Linked DNA regions of Mus musculus: regions 1, 2 and 4 are each linked to region 3. A link is a loop called in an ENCODE intact Hi-C map of the cell type or tissue named here. Cell type or tissue: heart. All regions are shown on one strand. Region 1 has its middle 6.2 kb from the start of Bsdc1. Region 2 holds the start of Bsdc1 (BSD domain containing 1). Region 3 holds the start of S100pbp (S100P binding protein). Region 4 holds the start of Fndc5 (fibronectin type III domain containing 5).

What was found. Peaks named below come from ENCODE experiments on the same cell type or tissue, not always from the same donor. Only the 100,000 strongest peaks of a DNase experiment are listed, where the experiment ranks them.
Region 1: a loop joins it to region 3, with 2.7 times the contacts of the local background. A loop is called at or near these places in 13 of 42 quality-filtered maps.
Region 2: a loop joins it to region 3, with 4 times the contacts of the local background. A loop is called at or near these places in 6 of 42 quality-filtered maps.
Region 4: it touches region 3 in a loop (2.8-fold over the local background); 16 of 42 quality-filtered maps call a loop at or near these places.

What each region holds. Positions count from the first base shown.
Region 1 is chr4:129,452,985-129,457,984 of GRCm38, forward strand. No RefSeq gene overlaps it. Among named protein-coding and RNA genes, the nearest start is that of Bsdc1, 6.2 kb to the right of the region's middle. In heart, no CTCF peak of the experiment used is centred here; a DNase peak (open chromatin) is centred at 2,577.
Region 2 is chr4:129,459,281-129,464,280 of GRCm38, forward strand. Bsdc1 (BSD domain containing 1) reads left to right here and starts at 2,399. Exons shown (of 11, transcript NM_133889.2): 1 at 2,399-2,425; 2 at 2,662-2,722. The coding sequence starts at 2,415. In heart, no CTCF peak of the experiment used is centred here; DNase peaks (open chromatin) are centred at 2,221 and 3,161; H3K4me3 peaks cover 1,928 bases; H3K27ac peaks cover 1,454 bases.
Region 3 is chr4:129,187,556-129,192,555 of GRCm38, forward strand. It overlaps S100pbp (S100P binding protein), which reads right to left and starts at 2,024. Exons shown (of 7, transcript NM_001379590.1): 1 at 1,987-2,024. It overlaps Yars (tyrosyl-tRNA synthetase), which reads left to right and starts at 2,348. Exons shown (of 13, transcript NM_134151.5): 1 at 2,348-2,517. The coding sequence starts at 2,461. In heart, no CTCF peak of the experiment used is centred here; a DNase peak (open chromatin) is centred at 2,186; H3K4me3 peaks cover 3,328 bases; H3K27ac peaks cover 2,800 bases.
Region 4 is chr4:129,132,446-129,137,445 of GRCm38, forward strand. It overlaps Fndc5 (fibronectin type III domain containing 5), which reads left to right and starts at 4,554. Exons shown (of 6, transcript NM_027402.4): 1 at 4,554-4,718. The coding sequence starts at 4,634. In heart, a CTCF peak has its summit at 2,560 (motif pointing right); DNase peaks (open chromatin) are centred at 2,546, 2,961, 4,257 and 4,906; H3K4me3 peaks cover 1,861 bases; H3K27ac peaks cover 1,591 bases; H3K27me3 peaks cover 2,497 bases.

The DNA.
Region 1 (5,000 bases), 270 kb after region 3:
ACATATTTTAAATAATTTTCCTCTCCTCCTTCTCCCTCTCCGACACTAACGTCTCTAGGCTGTTTGTTCCAGAACTTGAATTCACCCTTTAGAGAATAGATTATTGTCAGGTTATTGTCAAAAGATTGTGAGGACTTGGTGGAGAAATGCCAAGGCCTTAGAGGGTTTTGTTGCCATCACAAAGCACCCAACAGAAGCATACCAAGGGAGTGAAAATTTATTTTGGTTCATGGTTTTATATGAGGCAAAGGCATGGTGGTGTTTCTGGTGTCAAGAATGTGCAGTAAAGCTGGGTGGTGGTGGCACACGCCTTTAATCCCAGCACTTGGGAGGCAGAGGCAGGCAGATTTCTGAGTTCAAGGCCAGCCTGGTCTACAAAGTGAGTTCCAGGATAGCCAGGGATACACAGAGAAACCCTGTCTTGAAAACAAACAGACAAACAAAAAGATTGCGCGGTAAGCTCTGAGCATGGTGCCATATGCCTTTAATACCAGTACTGTGGCCAGCCTGATCTACAAAGCTAGTTCCAGCACGGCCTGGGCTACGTAAAGAAATCCTGTCTCAAACAAACTCCAAAGTTTCCTCTAATCATTTGTTGTGTGATGCTATTCACAAGGAGACATGAACAAAAACCTATTCATCTCAGATGTGTGACGAATGACAGATGAAAATACCACAACTCCATCTTGGGGACCCAATAAATTGTAATGGGTTTACCAACAGGATATGGGTAAGGGGTTACTTACAGGAGCAGGAATGACTCCAAGACAACCTTACCACCAAAGCCCACCCCAACATGGGTGCCAGGTCATAAAAGCTGGAAACCTGGAGTGCACTACACAGCCTAGCAGCATCTTAATAGGATGGAGCATGTCTTTCCCAGCTACCTTGGCAGCCGTGAGAGTCTCTCAACAGTTCCTACTGCTTATTTATATGTTTGGGGCTCCGTTTCAGGGACTTCCTGAAGTCTTCTGAGTTGTTTACTTCCTGAGCTAACCAAGTTTCCTTACAGGTCAGAGCATCTTACCTCCCTTTAGAATATCTGTTGTTTCATGACCCATTTAACATTCTGTGACTTAAGGAGCTTCTCTTCATTGTGTTGGAACCCCTGCTCACAATCCCCCCACACCCCACCTTGTCATCCCTTGCTTCCTTGTTTCCTGAAACCTACCCAAGAATGCCTGCCCAGGGGCTCAGCTTTTGACCATATATGGGTACAATCCCAGCTCCTAGCTGACACATTATCACCTGATGCCTAAGATCTATAAAACCCCCTTGCCTTAATCAAGTTGTGTAATTTCCTTGGGAATATTGCTTAGGACCAGTGAACCCACCTGGAAGAAACCTGTCTAATAAACCTGCTTTTATTCATTTTAATCTGGCCTAATCTGGCTCATATTGCTTTAGTGGAAAACATGTTACTCTCCAAAATAGAAGTTTTTAATTTTTTTAATTTACTTATTTTATGTGTAAAATAGTGTTTTGCTTTCATGTTTGTATGTGTATATATAACAGGTGGGTGTATGGTGCTCACAGAGGCCAGCAGAGTGCATCAGATGACAAAACCAGAGTTACCGATGCTTATAAGCTGTCCTGTGAACTAAGCCTGAGTCCTCTGCAAGAGCAGGAAGTACTCAGAACCACTGAACCATCTCTTCAGCCCCAAAAGGTAGAAGACTTTAACTTCAGAGGAAACTACTACACAACAGATCTAGACAAACTCTTAACTCTTTTGTTTTTGTTTTGTTTTGTTGGTTTTTCGAGACAGGGTTTCTCTGTGTAGCCCTGGCTGTCCTGGAATTCACTTTGTAAACCAGGCTGGCCTCGAATTCAGAAATCTGCCTGCCTCTGCCTCCCAAGTGCTGGGATTAAAGATGTGTGCCACCACGCCCGGCTTCTTTAACATGGTTTAAACTAAACCTGCCATCCTAGAAGGAATCCATTATTTAATTACATATGACATTGTTCAATAACAAATTCCCCAAATTAAAAAAAAAACAAAAAACAAAAAACTACATTTCTTTAGTCATAGTTTGTGTGTGCAAGTGCATATATGTCCATGTACAGGCACGGCATGTGTGCACTTTCATGACACATATGTGCTGGTCAGAGGAAGGCTTGTAGAAGTCGGTGCTTCTTTCACTCGCGTGTCCTGGGGATTACATCAGCTTGTAATACTTGTCAGTTCCTGCTGCCCATAGAGCCATCTTGCCAGCCCAAAGTCTGAAACGTCAACAGGCAGCCCTGGAAGCTAAACAAGGACCACTCTGTTAGCTTCCTCTGTTACCTGGACCAGCTAGATTACACAATTTATATAATCCTTCCTGCTAACTCTGTACTGGTGTCTCCAGTGAAAACAGTGTGGGTTTAATGCCATTGAAGCTTCCAGAAGGTCTGGGAGGTAGGCTTGAGTCACCTCCCAGGATCATCCAAGGCCAGACAACCTTCTATTGAGAATAATGAGGTCTCTCCAAGCTAGGCTCTGGACATCTTCCCAAGACCACTCCCTGAGAGGAGCCTTGAAGAGGTATCCTATGAATGATCCCATACCGCCATCTAGTGGTTCATGTGTGTATGTGCTTCTTAGGAGCAGAGCCAGAATCGTTACAGCGGCTTTCTAACCCGTGTCCAGCATTGTGTTAGGCTCCAAGGACACGCTCCAAGGAGGATAACTGACACACGCAGTCCTTACAACAACCGAGATTTGGATCACATCCAAGTCGCATTTTTGTTTTGTTTTGTTTTGTTGTCTTGAGACAGGGTTTCTCTGTGTGGCCCTGGCAGTCCTAGAATTCACTCTGCAGACCAGAGCTGCCCTAGAACTCAGAGATCTGCCTGCTTCTGCCTCCCAAGTGCTGGAATTAAGGGTGTGGGCCACCATCGCCAAATGGATCACGTTTCAAGGACGAAGACACCAAAGTCTGGAAAGGCCACATTGCTAGAAAGGGGGTGTACTAGGATTTGAGTCCAAATCCACTGGATGCTGGGGGTGATGTCAGCGAAGAGGAGTCGTCCAGGGTCAAGACTTGGGAAAGGACAAATGTAAATAATAAATCCAGTTTTTCTGCTCCAGCCCCTGCTCCCGGAAAAACGACTCTGAGACTGTTTGTTAATAAATGCCTTGGCCATAAGCCTCGACTTTTTCTCTGATTTATTATTATCCCTTTTATTCTAACCCAGGTTCAGCCTCATGGCTGGTTTCCTCTGTGTTCCTGGGGCAGATCTTCCCTTTTTTTTAACCTGAATTCCGCTCGCTGCTGGTTAGTGACCTCTCCTCAGTCCTGGCCCATTTCTTCCTCAACATCTGGCTGCAGAATCCTTCCAATCCCTCTGACTATTTCCCAGAATTCTCTCTGTCCCTGCCTGTGTCCCGCCGCTTAGTTGCTGCTTCTGCTCTTTGCCCATAAGCCTTTTTGATTGACAGGTGTTGCTTAGAAGAGATTCTCTCGACTGACAAATGAGAAAGACCAGAGCATGTTGAGTTTCTCTGTCTAATGAGATTGAAGACTTTGTCAGCAAGCACTGTGCCAGTTGTGAGCAAAAGGGATTATACTGAAGTGTAGGAAGTAGTTGTTGCCTCTGTATAGCTTATCTCGGTGGGAGGGTGGGACAAGAAGGCATAACATGTGAGAGGGGTAGAAATTTGATTTTTTGTTTGTTTGTTTGTTTTTCGAGACAGGGTTTCTCTGTGTAGCCCTGGCTGTCCTGGAACTCACTCTGTAGAGCAGGCTGGCCTCGACCTCAGAAATCCTCCTGCCTCTGCCTCCCAAGTGCTGGGATTAAAGACCTGCGCCACCATAGCCTGGTTAGAAATTTGATTTTTAAAGTTTATTTTACTTTACATAAGAGTTTTTGCCTATATGCATATATGTACAGTACATGTGTACCTGTTGGCTTCCTTGGAACTGGGTGTAACAGGGCCCCAGACATTAGTAGGCCCTAAGACCCTAGCACAGCTGACTCCATGATGGAAGTGCCATTCAGGCTGTTAGACAGGTCGCCTGCTAAAACAAAAACAAAGGCCTAATCCATCAAAGCCCTTAGCTCTGGGAAATCTTCTAATGGACCAACCTTGTGGTTTTGGCTTCTATAGTTTAGCTTCTGGCTAACTGTTCTTGTTAACTGAAGGATGTCAACCCAGGGTGCTGTCTTTATGTTTAAAAGCTCACCCTGAGAAATGCTTGGGGCAACCCTGGGATCCTGAACTGTGTAATTATTGGCTGGGTAATAAAGACTTTCTATCAGCTTAAACCTATGTTGGAACAGTCTTCTCTTGCTGAACAGCCCACAACACAGGCTTGTGGATGGTTCTGAGCCATCATTTGGGTGCTGGAAATCAAATCCAGGTCCTTTGTCAGAGCAATAAGTGACCTTAACCACTAAACCATTTCTCCAGACCCAGAAACTTGATTTTAATTTTAATGGACAACTTCAAGCTCATATGAGAGTTCTAGCCTTTCCTAGTTTTATGGCCTTGGGAAGAGATTGGTGTCTCTAAATATTAAACATCTTAGTTTATTCTTAGATTTCTTGTTTAATAAGTTACCCTGTGGGCTGGTGAGATGGCTCAGCGGGTAAGAGCACCAACTGTTCTTCCACAGGTCCTGAGTTCAAATTCCAGCAACCACATGGTGGCTCACAACCACCCATAATGAGATCTGACGCCCTCTTCTGGTGCATCTGAAGACAGCTACAGTGTACTTATTTATAATAATAAATAAATAAAAATGAAAAAAAAAGTTACCCTGCTGTGAACACATCATTATTACATGGGCAAACAAAACAAAACAAGCCACCTTTTCAAAACGGTGTGTCTCATTATGTTTCTGCCTGGCCTGGAACTTGCTGTGGAGACCAGACTGACTTCAGACTCGGAGATCTGTCTGCCTCTAGCTTGTGAGTGCAGGGATTAGAGGTGTGAGCCGCTGTGAACTTTTCTTATCCAGTGGTGCATGTCCATAATCCCAGCACTTGGGTGCCTCTTCCAATGACCCAGCACC
Region 2 (5,000 bases), 270 kb after region 3:
CTGCCAATGTTCTGGCCGTTCCTTGAACCCATGTGTGTGCCCACTGCTGCACCTCACTGCCAGGTGTTTGTGATATTGGTTGCTGGGCTAGAGTTGGAAAATCTCCCCAGCAACCACAGCCGGGCCAATCTGGAGTTGCTACACCTGCACTAGACTCTTTCCTTGTACCCCTCCCATACCCATTTCTTGAGAAGACCTGGAAATCCCCTACTTCCCCCTTCTCCTCCCCCCCTCCCCGAGGGCCTATAAAAACTGGGACCCCTTTCCCCTCGAGGTCGACTCCTCTACCCCTGCGTGGGATGAGTCGTCCCTAGAGCTCTGGCTTTCCCCAAATAAAGCCTCATGTGGTTTGCATCAAGCTTGGTCTCTCATGAGATCTTGGGGGTCCGCTATTATCCCGAGGCCTGAGCGAGGGGCTCCTCTTGGGGTCTTTCACCCCCACCTCCAAGTGCTGGTATTTATGGTGCACAAGCTGCAGTTCTCAATAGCATGGTCAGAGTGGGTAAGAAACTGAGGTCAGAGAACTGCAGGCAGAGAAGACATGTTCAAGGGCTCAGGGTCAGGAAAGCACCAGAAAGTTTCTGGGAAATCTAAGTAGCCTTTGTATGTGGGGCAGTGTGAGCAAGGAGGGTGGAGGTGCAAGGTCAGACCAACCAGGTAGGAACAGAAAGGAGAACCCTGGGAGGAGGCACGGCCATCTGACTGGCATGGTTTTATGTGTGCGATTATAAATTAACAGTTCAGGGCTTGGATGTAATTTACTGATAGCATGTTTGCCTAGCACCTGCAATATCTTGGATTAAATTGTCTAGTTAAAAAAAAAAAAATACATGCCGGGCAGTGGTGGCGCATGCCTTTAACCCCAGCACTTGGGAGGTAGAGGCAGGCAGTAGTTCCAAGTGACCTTTAATGTGGGGAATGAAATTGCAAAGGTAGATTCTGTTGGGGATTAAAGAACTCAACTTGTTTCTTAGCCCATCTTGTTCAGTAGCACAAATCATTTATCACAGCATTTTTTAGCTTTAAACCTTGTGCATTCGTTGCAGGCAAAGCATGGACCTTAGAAGGGAGAAAGACCACTGGAAATTACTCATTCCATTTTTTCTCCCTTAACAGCCTTATGGTGGTCTACTTTATTTTTTTATTTATTTATTTATTTATTTATTTATTTTTATTACATATTTTCCTCAATTACATTTCCAACGCTATCCCAAAAGTCCCCCATACCCTCCCCCCCACTTCCTTACCCACTCATTCCCATTTTTTTTTTGGCCCTGGCATTCCCCTGTACTGGGGCATATACAGTTTGCGTGTCCAATGGGCCTCTCTTTCCAGTGATGGCAGACTAGGCCATCTTTTGATACATATGCAGCTAGAGTCAAGAGCTCCGGGGTACTGGTTAGTTCATAATGTTGTTCCACCTATAGGGTTGCAGATCCCTTTAGCTCCTTGGGTACTTTCTCTAGCTCCTCCATTGGGAGCCCTGTGATCCATCCAATAGTTGTTAGTTTTTTAGACAGGAGAAATACCAGCAACAATCTTTTTGAAAGTTAGATGGGAGGCCTTGGGGAACACTGGGAGAATTAGTATATAGCTTGTTCCTCAGGCAGGTAAGAGGCTATGGGATCAGGTAGCAGTGATGACCTTGATTACAGTGTAGCCTTCGAGGAGGGGAGTCAACCTCCTGCTGGAGGTGAAGGAGGGGTTTGTGTAGATTGAGGAAGTAGTAGGTAGGGCCACAGGATCTATGTAAATCCCCCTTCCACCACACAATAGACCTCAATTCCCCCCTATCAGTGGGATTTTTCCAGAACACTTTCAGCTAGCGTTTTCTTAAATCGGGCTTAAGAAATAATGTGAATATGTATCTGCCTCTCCAAATGATCCTGGGTGTCATCCCGAGGAGAGCTCTGGATTCTCCCCATAGCCTTACTCTGGCTCTGAGGTCCGCAATCGGAGCTTGCTGAATTAGCCTGCAGCAGAACACCAAGGAGCTGCTACGCGGCTGGCTTCACAAAGGGGGGCGGAACTTAACTCCAGGTTCTAAGAACACAACGTCCCAACCCGGCCTCTCCTTTCCTCGCCTCGCCTTCTAATTGGCGGTCTAACGAGCCTGCCGAAATTGGCCCGGAGAGGCCACTGTAGTCAGGGACTACCGGGAAAGCTAGCGGCTGGTTGGTGGGACCCGAGGACAATCTTACACACCATTGGATCGAGAGTTCAGAGGCGGGACAAATCGCATTTGGGACATGGATTGGACAAAGGCCAGACACATTGATGTAGGGGGGCGGGGACTGGGCGGAGAGTTGTCCTTGTGTTAAGATTGGGGCACGCTCATGGGGGCGGAGCCTGAGGGGGCGGTGCCGTGTCGGAAGTCAAAGGTCGGTAAATAGTGGTGATGTCATGCTGGCAAGATGGCGGAAGGGTGAGCTTGGCGTTCCGCTTTCTGGCGTTGGGGGCTTGGGCTTTTCGAGGGATGGGGTACTGGGCCAGGGGTCCCTGTTGGGGACAGGCTGCCGGTGCGGGTGCGGACTGAGCTGGAAGGGCAGAGCGGAGGCGTGGTGCGAGGGCATGGGGAAGCGGCCGGAAAAGCCTCATCTCCGGCCGGAGGCTGGGCTGGAGTCGCCCGGCAGGGCCGTCAGATGTGTCTGTCTTCCACAGGGAGGACGTGGGGTGGTGGCGGAGCTGGCTGCAGCAGAGCTACCAGGCAGTCAAAGAGAAGGTAAGCCGGGCCAGCACCCTTCCCTCGGCAGGGCACCGCGGCCGTCTCCTTGCAACCAACCCCAGCTAGCCCCTGCTTGGGTTTTTTTGAGCTTCTGTGAGGCCATTTACGAGAAAAGGGTAGAACACCACCACTAACAACATCTTACTCTTAAACAGCAATATTTATTAGAATATGTGACAGTCACTACTCACAGACAGGTTGGGAGGATATAGACCTTAGCCAGACAGATAGTCTTGGGCCTCACAAAGCTCAGTCTGGTGTGGAGGCAGTCAAGCAAAATAGTTGCTTAGTTACTGTTGTGAATACCGGGAAAGGGCAGTCCCTAATTGTCCAGACTAGGGAGTCATGAGCATGCCAAGGAAGGTGTAGCCAAGAATCCGGGTAGAGATGAGGATTGCCATATGCGCTGGTACCTGATGGTGCCTATGTGACTGGTTTACAAAGGGATGAGGGGGGGCCAGAGAGTGGAGACCTGGGGAAGTGGCTGTGATTGTGACTAATGCTTGTCCTTGTCCTAGGCAATGCCAGTTGGTGTTCCTGTTTTATCCCACATTCCTTTATTTACAGGCAGCCCAACTAAGTCGTGGGGTAACTAATTACTGTTTACCTCAAGCAAGTGAAGGGAGTCGTGCTTCAGGGCAGACTCCGAGAGGCTTCTGATCTCAAGTCAGCCCAGTACTTTAGGAACGGTTTTTGTTTGTTTGGTTTTTGGTTTTTTGGTTTTTGTTTTTATTTTCTCCTTGCTCCGGGTTCTCCTGGGAAGCCTCCGCTCAAGCTACAGCTCAGCACATCTGAGAATTCCCTGTGCTGGAAGTTTTATTGATGATGGAGAGGCAGGACTTTACGCTAAGGATTAATATGAGACCTCAAGCATGCAAAGAAAGTGTGCTATCCGGCAGGTGTCCTGTCCTGTGAGGACTCCCCGTGTGTTTCGAGGCTTTCAGGAAGAGACTTAATCTCTCCCTTTAGTTCCTTACATTTCTGGGAACTTGGACAAGTTATTTTGTTGTTATTGGTGGTGGTCGTGGTTTGTTTTATTTTGAGACAGGGTCTCATGGTGTATGTCGCCCTTGGCTGCCCTGGGACCATTATGTAGACCAGGCTGGCCTCAGCCTCACAGAGATCCGCCTCCTTCTGCTTCCTGAGTGTTGAGATTAAAGGCGTGTAGCTTATGACTTGGGCAAGTTTGTTTATCTGGTTTCTTCTTCTTCTTCTTCTTCTTCTTCTTCTTACCTTCCTCACTGTGAAATGGCAGTACCTCTCTAATGCGATGTCACGAGGATCACATGATAATATGCAGAACACTCAGACAATATGTGGTCTCTCTGGGTGCTACATAGGCATTCGCTCTTTATTAAGTGACTCAGTAAAACTCAGTCACCGTTTTTCGACTTTTCCCTTGCTCCTCTGCTGCCGTCTTTGCTGCTGGCCATCTCCGCTCCCTTTGGGTCGGTGTCTTCCTGCTCTCTTAGCAAACGTCCTCTCATTTTGAGAGGGGCGTGTAACCTGACTTCCTCTGCTTGCTTCCTTCCCACTCCTGCCTTGAGTCTACTGAGTCCCCATCCAGTGCATCCAAGTTCATGTACAGATCCAACGCGTCCAAGTTCATGTACAGACAGACACAGCACTAGAGAAAGCTCTGCTGCATTGTGTGCTCCCCCGACACGTGCCCTGGTCTCACTTCGTCTAGGCACGCCCCCAACAGACCTTTTCTCCCTCTTATTTTACTCTTCCCCTTGACGTCGGAAACTCTTCCCTCAAGTCTGTGTTCAGCAGCCTGGCATACTTTAAAAATACGACGTCAATAAGCTTGATTTCGGGTTACTCCCTCCCCACCCCTGAAGCCACCACCTGGACACTTATCTGTAATGACAGTCATTTCACACTTGCCAGCTCCACTGGGTACTTTTTAGCCCTTATCTTTCTGGAACTTTCTGCAGCAGTTGGCACTACCATGCTCCCCACCCCACCCTACCCCACCTTTTTTTGAACTGTCACTCTTCCGACTTTTGTGATGTAACTCTCTCCCAGTTCTCCACACCCTTGTGCACTGTGCAGGTTTTTCTTTCCTGACTGTTGAACTCATGTTCCTCTACCTGCCCTTAAAGATGGGCCTCTGAAGATCTTTGTCCTCAGCTCACAACTGTGTGTGCTCTGCATGGTCTGTTGCGCACTTCTCCTTGCAGGTGACGCCTGCTTCTTTCCCTAGACTCTTTGATGCTATGCTCTTACTGGACAACTACTCTTACCGGACTCTGAGTGGCTAAAAATGTGC
Region 3 (5,000 bases):
AGGCGTTCAAGGCTACCTGAGGCTTCATCTCAAGTTCCAAACCATAGGGGCTACACAGGACAAAGGTGGGAGGGAAAAGGAGGGGTTTGACATAAAGTCAACTTGAATTTTCAAGGGAGGGAAGCCTTCAATATGGCAAGGCATGGAGACATTTGCCTTTCATCCCAGCACCTAGAGGAGACAGAGTTGGGTGCATCTCAGCATTCTAGGCCAGCCTGGTCTACACTGCAAGTTCCTGGCTAGTGGTACACAGTAAGACCCTGTCTCAAAAAAAAAAAAAAAATCATAATCCACAGAATAATATTATGTTAATAATAAACATCGTGAACCTCTTAAGTGTCACAATCCCCCCTCTCGAATGCTACATCACCTGCCATTCTTGGCACTTGCCTGGTAAATCTTTCAAACATGGACGCTTATTTTTCAGGGAGGAATATTTTCCTATTTCTAAATTCTCTTAATTCTGCTCCACATCTCTGTGTGACCCTATTCTGTCCTTCTACTTCCCTCACCTGTCCACCCCCGTCTTCACACTTTAGTGTACCACCCCCTCTCTGTTCTCTAACCTCCTGGTTGCAACCTCAGAAACTGGTTCCCCCATCTATTTTTATCTTACCTCAAAAAACCTATTGCCTATTGGCTTCGTGCACAAAGCCTCATTCTATTCAGGACAGTAAAACGCCAATGCCAAATGTATACTACACATCCTACCTAGTTCAGGACTCTAAAACCAAAACCACTACCCAACTGGGTCTGATATGCAGGACCAAAAGCAAGGATTTTGCAAAAGGGGGTGGAGGGGTACTCCTCATTGGCCTTTGATTTCCAACCTCTCCTAAACAAAATACACTACCCGTGAAGCAGACAGCATCCACCAAAAAAGGGTGTATCATCAAAATGAGCCCCTCCCAAAATTTTTTTTTTTAACAAAGGGAACTGACTATCTGAAAGAATTTGCAACTCCCTCTGGGCTAACTGCAAACAAGGTAAAATGGAAAGATAACCGGTCTGGAAATCTCTGCTTTAGGTAACAATTCCCCCAGACTAGGGAGCCAAGAATTCCCACACAGGCCCAGGCAGCAGATTTTTCTAAACTGAAGCAACAGGTTTCTTTTACAAGAATAGTCTATTAAAGCCTGGGGCTCTTAACAACCACGGGGGGGTGGGGGGGGGAGGACAAAAAACAAAAAATGAGGGCAGCCGGTGAACTCCGTCCTCATTTGGTGGCCCTCTGAAGAAGGGCTCACCTTAGGTGTCTGCAGCATTCCCTGCGGCCCTGGATGAAACCCAGCAACGGTGGCCCAGGGATACCTTGCGAGGATGCCCGCGGGCCTCCCCGTCGGGAACACTACCCGCCCGCCCGCCGCGCCCAGGGCCTCTGCACTTCCCTCCTCCTCCCACTCGGGAGAGCGAGTCCTCGCCTCCCCGCGGATAGCGGGAGGAGCGCGTGTTCCCTCCGCGCCCCTCCCCCCAGGGGCGACCCAGGTCCCCCCGCGGGCTCCGCCAGGGCACCCGACCTCAGGGGACAGACGCTGACTGCCACATCTCGGCAGGCTGCGGCCCGCGGTCGCCCGGAGTGGGTCGCCCTCTCCCGCCACGACGCCCCGCGGGAAGCCCGCCATCCCCGCTCTCCCTAGCAACAGCCTCCCGCGGGGAAGGCAGGCACCGGGAGAGGAAGACCCCCCCCCCCGCCCCCACTGGCAGGGCCGGCGGCCCGAGGACCTGACAGCTCCCTTTTCCTCAGCGGGATGAGGGGCGTCACTCGCCCACGGATGTGGAGGTGGGGGGCAGGGACAACCTCCCCGCCCGCCATCACCTCTGGCGCGAGAAGCAGCCCTTCCCTCAGCGAGACGAGCTTCCCTACTCCTCACGGGGGCAAGACGAAGAACGCGGCCCTGTGGAGAAGCAACAGGCGGCCCGCCCCCTCCCCCCCGACCCCTCGCCTAGACGACGGGCGCCGACCCTTACGTCCCGCCCGCTCTTCACCTCCGGAAGCCGGGCCAAAAGCCTGGGCGAGCGGCAGCACCTCACTCCGCCCCCTGCGCCATTTTATCGCCCCCTTCACGACCTCCCCCACCCCGAGGCAGCGGGGCCAACACCAGGGGGAGGGCAAGCAAGCAGTGATTGGCAGGAAACCGCCCCGCCCCTGAGAGGGTGCGTCATGGGCGGCCTTCCTAACCCCGCCCCCCAGCTCCACCTACACTGTTTTGGTTTTTTTTTTTTTGGATGGTTCCGCCCCTTCCTGTTTCATCGATTCTTTCGACTCTCTGCTGCTCCTGACTCGGGGATGCTCGGGGAGAGGAGGGGACAGACAGAATCTAGGCCTAGCAAGCGGAGCGACGAGCTCAGCTGATGCAACCCGACGGGACTAGCGTGACAGTTCCCGGCACGCGGAGACGACGGCGAACGAGGAAAGGGCGCGGGTGCCGGCTGAGCGCGGGAAACAGAGACAGCGGAGCCATGGGTGATGCTCCAAGCCCTGAGGAGAAGCTGCATCTTATCACCCGGAACCTGCAGGTCAGGCCTTGGTGGGGGGTTGGGATGCGCCGTTGGGTACCGAGAATTTGAAGTCCCATGATTCCCGATGCCAATCCCTAAACGAGTGGGGCCGCGGTCTCCGCGCCTGGGCGGCTCTACGGCCCTCTCTGCTAGTTGATCAGTCAAGCAGCCATTCTCAGGGTGCAAGAGAAACTCCAGTGGGCTCACCCTTTGTGTGCACGTAGCTTGTGCTCCAGCCATTCCTGGGGCTGGGAACCTCATTCCACCCATCCTATTCCATGCCGGGAGCACTGCTAGGCTCTAGGGAGTCAGGGCCATGTCTTTCCAGGACTCTGGCGGAGAGAACCGGAAATTTAAAAGGACCTATAACCCAAATAAAACACGTACTGAAAGTTCCTATGACTGAAGTTCTGAAAAGAAATAAGGGGCGAGCTGGCCGAAGAGATGGCTCTGAAATGGAAAGAAAGTACTGCTCTTACAGAAGACCCGTTTTCAGTTCCCAGCACCCATGTCAGGTTATTCGGTACGGCCTGTATCAGGGGATCTGACGTCCTCTTCTGGCGTGTGTGTGTGTGTGTGTGTGTGTGTGTGTGTTGTGTACACGCGGGCGCTGAGAACTGCATTTCAGACAGGGAAGACCCAAGGGGAAGCAAGAATATTGTAGAACAGGGAGAAGGCTAGGCTCAGCTCCGTGGTAAAGCATGAGTAAGGCCCTGGACTCAGCCTTCAGTGCCCTCACACACCCTTTGTCCAAGGACACTGATTTAAATGGAATAAAGCAAGCACAGTACTGCTCGGCCACCACAACTCCCTGCCAACAGAACCGTTTCCATCCCTGCCTGCCCGTGCCTCTGATGTTCCTCCACAGAACCTATTGCTGTCCTTTGACATGTTCTCTAAGGAGAGACAGGTAGGAGCCAAGTCATGAGGGGCTTGTAAACTTTGTTTTACAAGCCAGATAAAGACTGGACTAGAATTACGCTAAGGGCGGTTGCACCACCAAGCTATTTTTTTTTTTAAATTTACCTATCCTGGGTGTGGTGGTACATGCTACCTGTAATCTTAATACCTGAGAGTCAGAGACAGGGGGGTGGCTGCAATTTGGAGGCCAGCCTTGTTTACATAATGAGTTCCTGGCTAGGTAGAGCTCTATACAGAGACCCTGTCACTAAGAACATTCATTCACCTCTTCGAAGGGTACATTTTAGTCAGTTCTTGTATACCCACAAGGTTAAAGTTCTAGAATATTTTTATTCCCAACTCCCCCGACCCCTAGAAAAATGTGAACCAACCTGAGCACACGCTGTAATCCCAGCATGTAGGAAGTGGAAGCAAGAAGATCCAGAATTTAAGGACACTTTCGGTGACATAGCTGAAGTTAAGGTCATCATGGGCTTCATAAGACCCTCAGTGGAAAAAACAGAAAGAAAAAGAGAAAAAGAAAACCTTGTACCATTAGCTATATTAAGAGTTAACTCATCCTTGTCCCCCAAGTACTGATCTGCTTTCTGTCCCTAAGTGTATACCACTCCTGGGTGGGTCTGATGCCTAGAGTCAGATAAGGTGTGCCCATTGGTGTCCTTTCACAGGATGGTGTTACACAAGGTAGTGTGTGATTTCGTTTCTCTCAGAATTTCATTCCTCATATTTCTTTCTCACTCCCTCCACTCCTTGCCCCCCGCCCCCATCACCCTTCTCTCCTTTTCCCTGCGCTCCCCTCACTTCCAGGCCCCATCCCTTCCCAACATATCCTTTCCTACCCTCTTCCTTCTCCCTCCCACCTTCTCCTCCCCCCCAGGCTTGCTGTGTCTCTTCATCCCACTGGCCTACTCTGACCTTTGGTCTCTTCCAGGAAACCGCTTCCCTTATAGGAAAGGGCTCTGGTGTGTGGGAAAGAATTAGAGGGAAGCAGACACCGGGTGAATAAGGGCACCCTGGAGGCAGAGAGGGAGAGTAAGTGGTGCCCAGACACAGAGACGGGAACATGGACACTGAGACACATGTCTCTGCCCTTTATTGTATTTTGTAAACCTTTTTTAAAAAAAAAAGAAAAACAGGGGCTAAAGCGATGGCGTTACACAAGGCGGCTAAGAGCACTTGGTGTTCTTGCATAGGACCCAAGTTCAATGTCTTTTTCTCTTTTTCTTTTTTTAAGAATTATTTATTTAATGTATATGAGTACACTAGTTATCTTCAGACACACCAGAAAGGGGCATTGGATCCTATTACAGATGGCTGTGAGCCACCATGTGGTTGCTGGGAATTGAAGTCAGGACCTCTGGAAGAGCAGTCAGTGCTCCTAACTGCTGAACCATCTCTCCATCCCACCCCCTACCCCAAGTTCAATCTTTAACACCCAGATTAGGTGTCTTACAGCCACCTAAAGGGATGTAATGCCTCTGGCTTCTGCAGGCACCTGCACTTATACACACATACTCTTACACAGATACACTTAAGTCTTTAAAAAGAAAAGAAAATGGCACCTATTACCAGGTACCAAG
Region 4 (5,000 bases), 55 kb before region 3:
CCCGTGTTTCAATCCAGTGCCAGTCACTCTCCTGCCTCACATGCACGGCTTCCCCTGCCTCCCCTCCACATGCAACACTATGTTCTCTACCTCTTCCCCAGCCTTCCTGCTTTATCTCCTAGCTGGCCCATGTATCGCCTTCTCCTAGAAGCCCTCCTTGCTAAGACCTTGGGAACTATGAACCTAGCCAAGCCTCACCATAATGAGGACATCAGAGACTAATCTCAGAGATATGACAGACCAGTGTCTCCTGGCTATACAACCCACAGCAAGCCCTTTTCTCCTTCTGAACATCAGTTTCTTCAGCAATGACATGGACATAACGTTCCCGACCATAAGCGTTGTGAGGACGATGGACTGTGGAAAGCGTTGGTAAATGGTGGGTCAGTCCCTGGGTTTCACCACTGCCCCTGGGAGCATCAAGCCCCTTATGTCTTTCAGAGAAGAGTGTCCTCATCTGTAGGAGGAATATTAATCCTGCAATATGGCTGCCCTGATCACATCCAAAGACCTTCCTGGTCTGTGTGATCTGGCTAGAATGCAGACAACCTCTCAGTACACACCTTTAATCCCAAACAATGTAAGTAAAGTTAGTTTGTAAAAGGAAGCAGCCATGTTTGAAAGTGATGTCAAGTTGAGTGGCAGACAAAGTGACAAATCAGAGATATATAGGATACACTCGACTCTCCAGAGAAGAGAGAAGGAAGAGAGACAACACAAGAGGAAACTGTGCAGAGAGAGAGGGAGAGAGGAGAAGGAGGCAGGTTTTTTTGGTTTTTTGTTTGTTTGTTTTTGTTTTGTTTTTTTCGAGACACAGTTTCTCTGTGTAGTTCTGGCTGTCCTGGAACTCACTCTGTAGACTAGGCTGGCCTCGGACTCAGAAATCTGTCTGCCTCTGCCTCCCAAGTGCTGGGATTAAAGGCATGCGCCACCACGCCCGGCTTGAAGGAGGCAGTTTTACCAGGACACTTAGAGAGACAGATGAAAGAGAAAACAAGCTAAACACAGGTGAAGACAGAATGAGCCAGAGAAGGAGAAGGAGCCAGAAGATTAGAACAGATGGCCAAAGTTAGTATGAGGTCAACCAGAGCAGTTCAGTCAGAGGCTGAGAGAGAAGTCAGATGGAATCAGTCAGCTTGTCGAGGAGTTTGAGCCAGAACGGCTGAGCTGAGCCAGCCAGCCAGAACTCAGAGAGAACGAGAAAGGGTGAGCTTCTTCATCGGCGAGTCTCGGAGGCTGGAAACATTCTAGGCCCAGATTAGATTGTACAGAGGCTAGAAGCTTCCAGAACTAGGCAGAGGTTAGCAGAGGGAGGCAGTAAGCCTGGGAGACAACAGTTACATCAGGCAAATAAAAAATGCTTTTACACTAATCCTCTGAAAGGTCCTTAGAGGTAAGGGAGGTAAAAGGTCAAATCAGGTCCTGAACTTGAAGCCATGGATTTTAGACACAGCTCCATAGTTCATTGTCTGGGTGGTTGCAGCCATGTCCCTTAATTCTCTGAGGCTCAGCTTCTTGATCTAGAGCTGAGACTAACGACGCACATCAACCTTAAAATCCCATTAATGCAGGTCAAGAGTGAGTGCTCTCTCATTGTACCTCAACGCAATCCCCTGCCTTCTCCTGAGTCTTGTCTCCCTGTGACTTGGGGCTGTGTCTAAATACCACAGCGTTGGCTCAGGACTTTAATCCTGAGCACTCAGGAGGCAGAGGCAGGTGGATCTCTGAGTTCGAGGTCAGCCTGGTCTAGAGAGTGAGTTCCAGGACAGCCAGGGCTACACAGAGGAACCCCATCTCAAAAAGCAAAAAAACAAAAAACAAAAAAAAAACAAAAAAAAAAAAAAACAAAGAGCAGAGTAAATGTGAGCCAAGTCTGCTCCAAGATCAGATAAAGAGCCTTCTAGATGGAAAACTGTGATCTGCTGTGGGGGACCTGCCGCCTAAGATAGGCTCCCAGACTCTGGACAGCTTTGACACCCACGGGGGTCCAAATGTTGGTGAGTCCCCAGGTGTGACTTCAGGGACATTCAGCCCCTCCAGACTCCCCCCTTCTCCTTCTCTAGTTCAAGTGTTTGTGTGTTCTTTCAGGATGTTGCCTGGAACCCGGTGCATAATGGGTATTCAATAAATACATGTTTGAAGAATGAATTTGTTCCATAGAGTCAATAAACATTACTGAATACCTACTGTGTGTCTGGTTAAGGTAGAAAGCACGGGATGGCGTATATAAAACAAGTGGTGCTGACAAATGCCTTCCCAGGCTCCCTCAGGCCATCTCCAGGCCCTTTCAGTCTTCCTGCTTCTAACTAGCTCCTACTGGGTGCTAGACTCCACGCCAGGGCTTCCTCCAGAACCGAAACAATGTCCAAGCACCTCATGAATCCTAGGAAGGCTACACCCCACCGCCACAACGCTCCAAATTCTCCAAGTCTGCCATGACCCTTCTAACAGCGACGACCCGCAAGCTTTTCCTCCTAGCTCCCAGGCGGTGAACACTGGCTGCCCTTTCCCCCCTCCTAACGCCCTACATCCGCCTGGGGTTTTTCCCAGAACTGCCAGCAGGTGGCGCAGAGGTTCTCCTTTCCCCATCACTGGACTATAGGCCAGACCCCACCAGGACCCTCTCTCTCCTTTTTCCTCAGTCAGGATAAAATTGGATCCTATGACCTCTATCTGACCCCTCTCTTTCCTGCTGCTCGTGCGATAGCCAACCGAAGAGACTCCAGTTGCTCCTGCCAGCCCCCTGGTAGTCTGGGGAAGGCAAGGAGGTCCTTGGGGGTTAAGCTGCAGCTGGTAGGGTGGGGTGGGTAGGGCAGAGCGGGCAGCACCTAACAAAAGAGAAAGAGAAAAAGAAGAGGGAAGGTGCCCTGGCTGGGCTACCATCCCGGAAGGTCCAAGTCCTAACAAGGCCCCCCCAGGACAAGGTATGTGGCCAAGAAAACAGATGGTGCTGGGGTGGGAGGTCAGCCTGCCTAGCATGGAGTCCTGGGGGTACAGAAGGCTGGGTGTTGTGAATGGAAAGCTCAGCAGAACCCCCTGCCCCCCACACCTCATTCTTCCCAGGGGATCAGGTAGAAACTTGGGGAGAAAGACTCCTTGGGTAAGCATTAGTACAGGAGGGGTGTATGTGTGTGTGTGTGTGTGTGTGTGTGTGTTTGCCTTATGGGGGTGTGTGTGTGTGCACCAAGCTCTAGGTTCTCTATCTCTGTGATTCAGTTTCTTCTTCATCTAAAGTCTAGGGATAGGATGGAAGATCTTAGAGGCTTCTGTGAGATGCCTCTCTGGTCTAACCTCACTCCTTAACCTTGGCTCTCTGACTGCGACTCCAGCCCAAGAAAGTAAGAGGCTGAGGCTGGGGAGCCTTCTGCTGTCCTATAGGGATTCTCCTTAGGGCAGGACAGTAAATGTGGGGTGGAGGCTCCTCTCTGCCTCTAAGGCCATCAAAGGAGTAGCCAGAAGGGTGTGTGAGGACAGGCTGGCACCTGGCTGTTCCCAAGGTGATGGAAAAAAAGGGTTATCAACGTGTGCTAATTAGCTGGAGCTATCTGCCACATCTTCCAGCCCCTACCACTTTAGAGCCATTAGCTAAATCACTGCTCAGTCAGGTCAGAATGGATATAGTGGTCCCGAGAGCGTCCAGAAACCACAGCCCTCTGATCTTGGAGAAACACGGTTCCAGATTGTTCTTTTAATAATCTAGAATGTGCCAGTTTTAGAGAGAGAGAGAGATTCTAGATGCTGGAGTGTTGAAGTCACTCTGGGTGAGGAGTGTGTGAAGTTGAGCCCACCTTGGATTCAAATCCTGCCCGTGGTGGGTCCTTGGACAAAACAAGTTACCAAACTGCAGTATCCACCTACATGAGACGCCCCGCAGCAGAGTGGACCTGAAGGGGCTGCAGAGAGAACCAAGTCCCAAACCCAGCCAAGGCCTACAGAGTGTCTGCGCCTGACAGATATTCGCAGTGCTCTCGAGGGGATTAAAAATAGGCACAAGAAAAAGAAAGGACTGGTCTGAGGTCTCAGCTAGACCTCCAGGGAGTCAGAGGAGAGCCTCTTCGGCCCCAGTACACACATTCCCCAGAGTACCGAGTCTGTACCCCCCTTACACTCTACAGCTCGTGTGTGTGTGTGTGTGTGTGTGTGTGTGCCTGGGGTGTGGGCTGGAGTGAGAGATGGGGTACAGATGGGCATCTCCCAAGCACTTGCCCTCCCTCTTCCCTAAGGAAGAGCGGGACCGGGGCCAGGTCAGGGTTAAGGCTGGGACTGACCGCGGCACGGTGCTACGGGTCCTGCATCGGTCAGAGAGCGTGAGCCGCGGGGTCCCCAAAGCCCCTGGCTTCCCGGGAGCCCACAGAGTGAAGAGCGGGGACAGGAGTGGGGGCGCCCTCGGTCCTCACCCCGCCCCCGCCCTCTCCCCGCAGCGGGGGCGCCCCGCCCCCCAGGCGCCCGACGTGGACGCGGCCGCTGCCGCCGCCGCCGCCACCACCGCCGCCGCCACCACCGCCGCCGCCGCGCGGGAGTCGCTGTCCGCGGAGCCGATATGCAGGCGGCGCGGGGCGGCGCGGGGCGGCCGGGCCGGGAGGGCCGCGGGCTGGAGCGTGAGTGCGAGCGGTCACCGGGCCCAGGAGTCGCCATGCCCCCAGGGCCGTGCGCCTGGCCGCCCCGCGCCGCGCTCCGCCTGTGGCTAGGCTGCGTCTGCTTCGCGCTGGTGCAGGCGGGTAAGGGGGCCTGGGGAGGGGGACGAGGGAGGGAACAGCTTCCCCTCCCACGCCGCCACCGGGAAGTCCTCGGTTCCCTTCCTGCTCCCTGAGGACCTCCTGTGTCACCTGGTCCCTACTCTCCTAACCTGACCCTAGCGCCTCCGAACCTTCTTGACCCCTAAACCCGTCCTTCAGCTTCCAAACCTCTGCCAGTCACCTCAGCCCTGAGTTTTTAAAGCTCTTGCGGCTCCTGGTCCCTTCAGGTCATCCCCTAACCCTGAGTCTTTGCCTCAGCCACCT